Regions from separate parts of the Homo sapiens genome. Here region 2 is linked to region 1. Evidence: chromatin contacts called from ENCODE Hi-C or POLR2A ChIA-PET data. All regions are on one chromosome and are shown on one strand. Each heading gives the region's core, a stretch centred on a gene start or an enhancer-like site at or near the end of the contact. The rest is flanking DNA. Distances are from core to core; before and after follow the strand shown. Region 1 has its middle 92 kb from the start of LINC02871. Region 2 has its middle 170 kb from the start of LINC02871.

Region 1 (3,413 bases), core at 65-2,564:
TCTAGTTCTAGATCCCTGAGGAATCGCCACACTGTCTTCCACAATGGTTGAACTAGTTTACAGTCCCACCAACAGTGTAAAAGTGTTCCTATTTCTCCACATCCTCTCCAGGACCTGTTGTTTCCTGACTTTTTAATGATCGCCATTCTAACTGGTGTGAGATGGTATCTCATTGTGGTTTTGATTTGCATTTCTCTGATGGTCAGTGATGATGAGCATTTTTTCATGTGTCTTTTGGCTGCATAAATGTCTTCTTTTGAGAAGTGTCTGTTCATATCTTTCACCAACTTGTTGATGGGGTTGTTTGTTTTTTTCTTGTAAATTTGTTTGAGTTCATTGTAGATTCTGGATATTAGCCCCTTGTCAGATGAGTAGATTGCAAAAATTTTCTCCCATTCTGTAGGTTGCCTATTCACTCTGATGGTAGTTTCTTTTGCCGTGCAGAAGCTCTTTAGTTTCATTAGATCCCATTTGTCAATTTTGGCTTTTGTTGCCATTGCTTTTGGTGTTTTAGACATGAAGTCCTTGCCCATGCCTATGTCCTGAATGATATTACCTAGGTTTTCTTCTAGGGTTTTTATGGTTTTAGCTCTAACATTTAAGTCTTTAATCCATCTTGAATTAATTTTTGTATAAGGTGTAAGGAAGGGATCCAGTTTCAGCTTTCCACATATGCCTTCTTAAATGCAATAATTAGCATTAAAACCTTGCAAACACTATAATAGTCACTATGTAACTCCATGCATTCACTGGTATGGAGTTTTGGAAAATTCCAGTGTTGTTCTTAGTTCAAACATACATGGAAATACAAAAAAAACTGTTGACATAAAGTCTGTAGAGCACAGTTCTTCTTTTGAAATTTCTCGGCAAAGCATTTCAGCAATATAATTATCAGGCACAATTAAACAGAAACTCCACAACAATGTAGTACATCTTCAAGAGAAGGCTTGTGAAGGTTAGTTTATACTCATCTTTCATCATTGAGGTACATCTTCATGCCTCAAGGAGAAATGGTGTCAAACATAACCTGTGTTTGTCCTAGACATGTTAATTTAGCCAGAAGAGGTCAATCAAAGGCTAAAAGATGTCCAAAAAGATTTCTCCTATATGTTGGCCAAGGATGCATGACAAAGATAGAGATAAGATAGAGAAAGCAACAGCATGCTTAGTCTAATCCTAGATAGTCTGTGCTTAAGCAAAACCAAACAAGTTTTAATTGTTAACACACAGAGCCAGGTAATGCTTCATATCACCATGTGAACAGATTATTAACAGTGGGGTTGTCATCAGCAGCATCATTGTTGTGTCTGAGCCATGTATGTGAAGCCTGTGTGTGACTCAGAGTGATATCATCAGTGTGGGCCAGGGGGTACTGGCAAGGACAAAGGCTGAGTCCAGTAGGGGATCTGCCAAAGAAAGTTGGCTTTTGAGTCAACATGAATCTCTTCAGGATCTGAACTGGGAAAAGCCCGGAGTGTCTCCATGGCCAAAGCCAAACAAATCAATTTTTGAAGGCCCTGAGGTCTTTATTAAATAAGGGAACTTGGTATACAAATTTTGAAAGGGGGGAAAAAAGCAATGAAATAAAATAGTACTCCACCTTTCAACATATTTTCAGAAGTACATTGTTCAGTGAAGCAGTTTCTGGGCTTCTCCACTAGGTATGGTTTCAGAGTGTGATTTTTAAAATCTGGCATGTCTTTGTCTATTACTCTCTTTGTGGGCTGTTGAACTGAATAGAGGCAGACATTACTCAGAATGAGGATGGAGACTGTCTGTTTTCGAGTAACAAAACTTTATTTTAAATGTCTACTTTGCCCCCAATTTTTTTTTGTAATGATGCAGTAAAAAATTATAGGATGCTTATCAGCAGACTATAATGTATTACAGATCCAAAGAGAGATTCAGATCCCTCAAACACCTCTTAAAAAGATGGGCCAGAAGGTGCCTTACAAAAGAATGGGATGTAAACCATGAACTTACTTTTCAGATGCCCAAAACTGCCATGAAAAGTTCATTTCTTTCAAAATTAGTGCTTTTAAATGACTCAAAATCATTATTATTTCATTCAAAAAATCACATACTTAAAAAGCACTGTATTTTCACACTTATTTTCAGTTTATTGTATACAGACAAGAGCTCATGACTGGCCAATTTATCATTAATATCTTTATTTTTCATAGTACATATTTTTACAGAATGACATTCCTGCATTTAGCCAGAACAAAACAATTCAGTTAATTTTGAATATTACTCATGCTTACATGGAAAAGGATGAAAATATTCTACTGGAAAACAAGAGACAATTCATCTTACTTGCACCTGGAATCTTCTGTGAATCACAGAAAAATATTAACTTGACTCATATATAAGGATTTCCTCTCTATTAAATAAAACATGACTTATCTCTATACCTTTTCAGTCTTGTTAGAGAGTAAGAGAGTTTATTTTTTCCCAATGTCTTCCCTAAATGAAGTTTTAAAAATGTATTCTAATGTCCAGCATGACGTAATATTAAGTATTGAGTCATAAATCAAGACACCAGCGTTAGAGTTTCAACTTGGCCATGGATTTGTTTGTGGTTTTAGGTCTAATCACGTAATTTTTATAGGCATCAGTGTTTTCACCTTGAAGAATCTGCAGAGGACTGAATACGAATGTGTCTTAGGCTCCTCTTGGCATGAGCACCAGGTCAAAGCCTTTGGTGACACTTAGTATGATTTTTACCTTGGCCATCAGGAGTTTGTCCTGGACCTACCTCAGAAAGGTATTATGTAAGGAATATTGCATTCTTCTTCCTCAGAGTCAAACTGTTTTCAAATTCACTTGTAGCTGGGAATGAAGAGCTCACCCCATAAGGGCATATGTTTTCTATTTGGAAAACAGATCTGTGGAGGCCATTCTAATCAGTCTCATGTACCTTCCTTTGAACTTGAAGGCTCTGTAAACAAAACAATACCTCCAAACTATTCCAAACACCAGCATGAGCTGCCATCCTTGATAAGTTAGTGTGTGAATCTCCCTTTCCTTTTTGCTTTTATTGGAAGTGACATAGAGTATTTCTGCATTAAATTAAATCTGGCCCACATAGAGCTCTTTTACATGGAAAATGCGAGAACATGGGTTGTTGGCAGAAGTAAGGTAAATATAGAACCTCTGATGGCGTTTGGGTGCTATGAAGCTTATTCATCGCCACAGACCAGCAATGACAACATTGTTCACAAGTGGTAAGGTTGCAATAAAGTAGTGCAAGTCTTCCAAAAGATGTGGTATTAAAATTCATGCTAATTACTCTCCTGTCATTTTTCTACATGCCCACATATCTATCTAATTGTGCTAACTTTGATGGACTATTTCACTTCTTTTCATACCTCTTTTGGTTACTATTGAAAGAACTGGCTTATGAGTCTGGG
Region 2 (3,361 bases), core at 478-2,977, 77 kb after region 1:
TCTCTCCAATATTGCCAAAATCTACAGTGAGGAAAAACATTATCTGAGCCATTATATGTTGAACCATTATTAGGAAATATTTGGCATTTATGTATAAATAGTTTCAGTTGTAGAACAAAAAGCCTCTATTAAAATTTCTGGAACTTCTTTTTCAGAAAATTTTATCATTTAAATAGGCTCATAAAATTATTTTGTCATGACATATATCACAATGTAATATAATCTATTTGTATCTGTGTGCATGTACATACACACACCATATATCAGACATTGTTTTATAAATTTATTATAGCAGGTGGCTATTCAATAAATTTTGGAAGAAAGAAATACAGACCTATCCATACATCTGGAGTAGCTTTGACCTTGACCAACTTAACTTCTACTCTCCATGATCATGTAGTGTTCTATTTAGAGGATCCCAGTGTTGTTATTAGAGCACCTTGCATATACCAAGTGCTCAATAAATGATGGCTGAATGCAGAATAAAATCATTACTGACACTTTCTTTTTTAATCCCCAAGGGCATGGCACAAGTTTCAATAAATACCAGGTGATTTCTACTGAAAATAATTTTACTGTATAATTTACAAAGTGCTTAAGTATCCACTACCTCATTTAGTCCTTACTACAGTTCTACAAGCTAAGTAGTTTTATCCACATTTTAAGGTGAGAAAATTACGCCCAGAGAAGTTAGATGACTTGCTCAGGGTCATCAACAAATAAGACATCATGAAGGGAATGAATTCAAATTTGGTGCCTTTGCATCATCCACTTTTTGTGTAGAGTTGACTGGTCAAAAGTCTGTCTCTCATTTACAAGTCAAGGTGCCAGGCATACAGTCTTGAATGTTGAGCCTCAGGCCTCCAATGAGCAATTTGTATTATAACCAAATAGAGTTGTTTGGCCATTTTAGGTCAGCATTTATGGTATTTACACCTATGAACCTACCCCCTTTTCTCTTTACAAACTTATAGGTTGACAATTTTTTTGTGTGAAAATTCACTGAAATGAGATTATCTCATTTTTGCCTCTTGATTTTTGGTGTGCTTTCTTGTTCTTGTTTAAAACATTTGGTTTTGTTTTGATATTAAGCTTCAGTGTCAGTCCTGTGAAGACGTAAGATAGAAGCTATACATGTACAACAATATAATCCATACTTCCAAAGCTACAATAAGCAGTAACACTTTTGGAGCGAAAAATCTTGGTAAAGCAAACAACACATGTTTTGGGGTTTGAGATCTAGGTTTGAGGCCTAGCCACAGCACTCTCATGTTCTTTTTGACCCAAGCCAAATCACTCAGCCTGCTGAGATCTCAGTTGTTTTTTTTCATCCTGGACAATGGGCATGATGCTGACTGTCCCTCTGGGTGGTTCTGAGGATCTTGGGAGGATGGATATAAGTGCAACTTAAACTCTGGAGCCCTTTACAACTGCAAGGCAGCATTATTCACTCAAACATAAAAATAGGTCATTAAGCATCATCAAAGGGAAAAGTAAATGTTCAGGGATCATCTCTGCTGCACTGTTGCTGGGGAAAGAGGCTCTTTGTCCCTTTAAGAGCTTTCAGACACATCTCTAGTCACATCCTAAAAGCCTTCCTAGTTGTGTAGCTTAGGTGCATCCGGTAGCACAGCCGTGTTCTGATCTTCCTGGCAGATGTCATAATTTACTGTCACCCCCATGCAGGAATGCAGGGCGAGGGGCCCCCATGCCGGCTCTGTGATCCATTGCCTGACAAGTCCTGAGTGTCAACCTCAGGCAGGCCCAGCGGAGGTGGAACACCATTTACCTGATAGTGCCTGTGATAAAGTGGGCAATTAGACGCACTTGGAAAAGCCTGGCTGGAAACTGGCTGGCATTTACACAACATTACAGCCAAGTCAGGCTTCATAAAAGTTAATGGAGAAAAATGAAGTCCTTCAAGATCTACCTTGCTCTCTGAGGAAGTCAGGAACACAGGACTCTGTAGCTTTATTTCTTTTTGTGTCTCTCCCACCTTTTCACTCTATTTCCCCCAGACAGGGTAATATATTCTCATTGGAGATGGGAGTAAAGGAAAGCGAATTGAGAGTTGAGGTCTTAAGTGTTTGATCTCAGAGGCATGTTATTTCTTTAGTCTTCAATCCTCTCTCTTCCCCTCCTCTCTGTCTCTCTCTCACACACACACATGCACACACACACACACACTCTATACTTCTATAGAGTATACACACTCTATATTTCTCTGTCTTTCTGTCTCTGTCTCTCTCTCACACACATGTGCGAGCACACACACACACAATCACAGTGCTAGGATTTAACTTGGCACCTTGGCTTACAATTTGCCTCTCACTGGAGTTTCTGGAGTTTGGTGCCAGTTCAAGAGCATGATCTGTTTGACATGAATTCTACAGCCCTCTCTTCATTTCCTCCTAACTGGATAGCTTCAGTTTGCCGATGATTAATGAGTCTGGAAGGTGAGCGACAGTTATCTTAAGGGCTCTCAAAAGTTTATTTCAGAGACTAGCCAAACTCTCCTGCTACATTAACTGCAGCGAAGTTTCCTGTTTAACAGCCCATGGAAAATAACTGCCTGACCCCCGCCCCCCCCCCAAACCAAGCTGCCATGAGCGCAGCTCTGTTTATTGGCCAACAGTGTGCATGTTCTCTCTATCGCTTCCTTTCAGGCAGACGAACATTTTACCTATGAGAAGTAGGAAGTCCATTGTGAGGCTGGTCCAATACTGGACCTCATTTGGATGTGGAGGATTTCTGAAATTGGAAAGTCAGGACTGATCTGGAAAATGTGCTTACAGATAGTGGAACAGGAAAATGATTCGCTCCCCAAGGCCAGTTCCTCCTCCTCTGCTGGGTGGAAAAGGTGGGAGGAAGGGACAGGGTGTTCTGCCTGTGATTGGAATTCCCCTGTAGAGTCATAGAGGATGAGCAAGCCTTTGGTTTTCCTTTTTCATATTTTATTTTGCACCTACAATAATAAGCATGCAGAGAGGAGACAGAGAGGCCTAAATGAGTTTTTTTCCTTTCTAAATAATGACCAGCTCTGTATCAATCTGAAGGCTACTGAGGGATGCTGGTGGCTGGATGGCGGGGCCTATTTAGGGTTTTGGCCTGATTAAAAGGTAGTCCCAGGGACATGCAGGCCTACCAGGTGCACACTGGTGCCAGCCACTTCAGTGGGGTGGGGGAAATTACTGGGCCTGCTGTCTCAAGTTTGAGAGGACATCTGAGATTCGGGTCCGATAGGGTCACAATGTCTTCAACACGAATAAATAGGCAGTTGTAGGTTGGGGAAGGGAAAGCTAAAGTGGAAAATAAATAACTTAAGACACCAGACAAGTTCTGGAGACTGAGGTAGAGAGAT

What was found. A loop is a pair of places that touch in the nucleus more often than their neighbours do. ChIA-PET counts read pairs that join two places held with the same protein, here RNA polymerase II (POLR2A). Pooled maps may share reads with other maps.
Region 2: a loop to region 1 is called in a map of heart left ventricle, with 1.9 times the contacts of the local background. The contact joins two enhancer-like sites. A Hi-C loop is called at or near these places in 6 of 168 maps with a recorded cell type or tissue (ascending aorta, cardiac septum, endothelial cell of umbilical vein and 2 more) and 2 of 50 pooled maps. POLR2A ChIA-PET finds 5 or more read pairs at or near these places in 1 of 52 experiments (MCF 10A).

The regions. Positions count from the first base shown.
Region 1 is chr20:11,116,642-11,120,054 of GRCh38, forward strand. No RefSeq gene overlaps it. Among named protein-coding and RNA genes, the nearest start is that of LINC02871, 92 kb to the left of the region's middle. Within about 2 kb of position 1,315, at least 2 of the 41 ENCODE cell types and tissues checked have a DNase peak (open chromatin) inside an H3K27ac peak, as active enhancers do.
Region 2 is chr20:11,193,589-11,196,949 of GRCh38, forward strand. No RefSeq gene overlaps it. Among named protein-coding and RNA genes, the nearest start is that of LINC02871, 170 kb to the left of the region's middle. Within about 2 kb of position 1,728, at least 8 of the 41 ENCODE cell types and tissues checked have a DNase peak (open chromatin) inside an H3K27ac peak, as active enhancers do.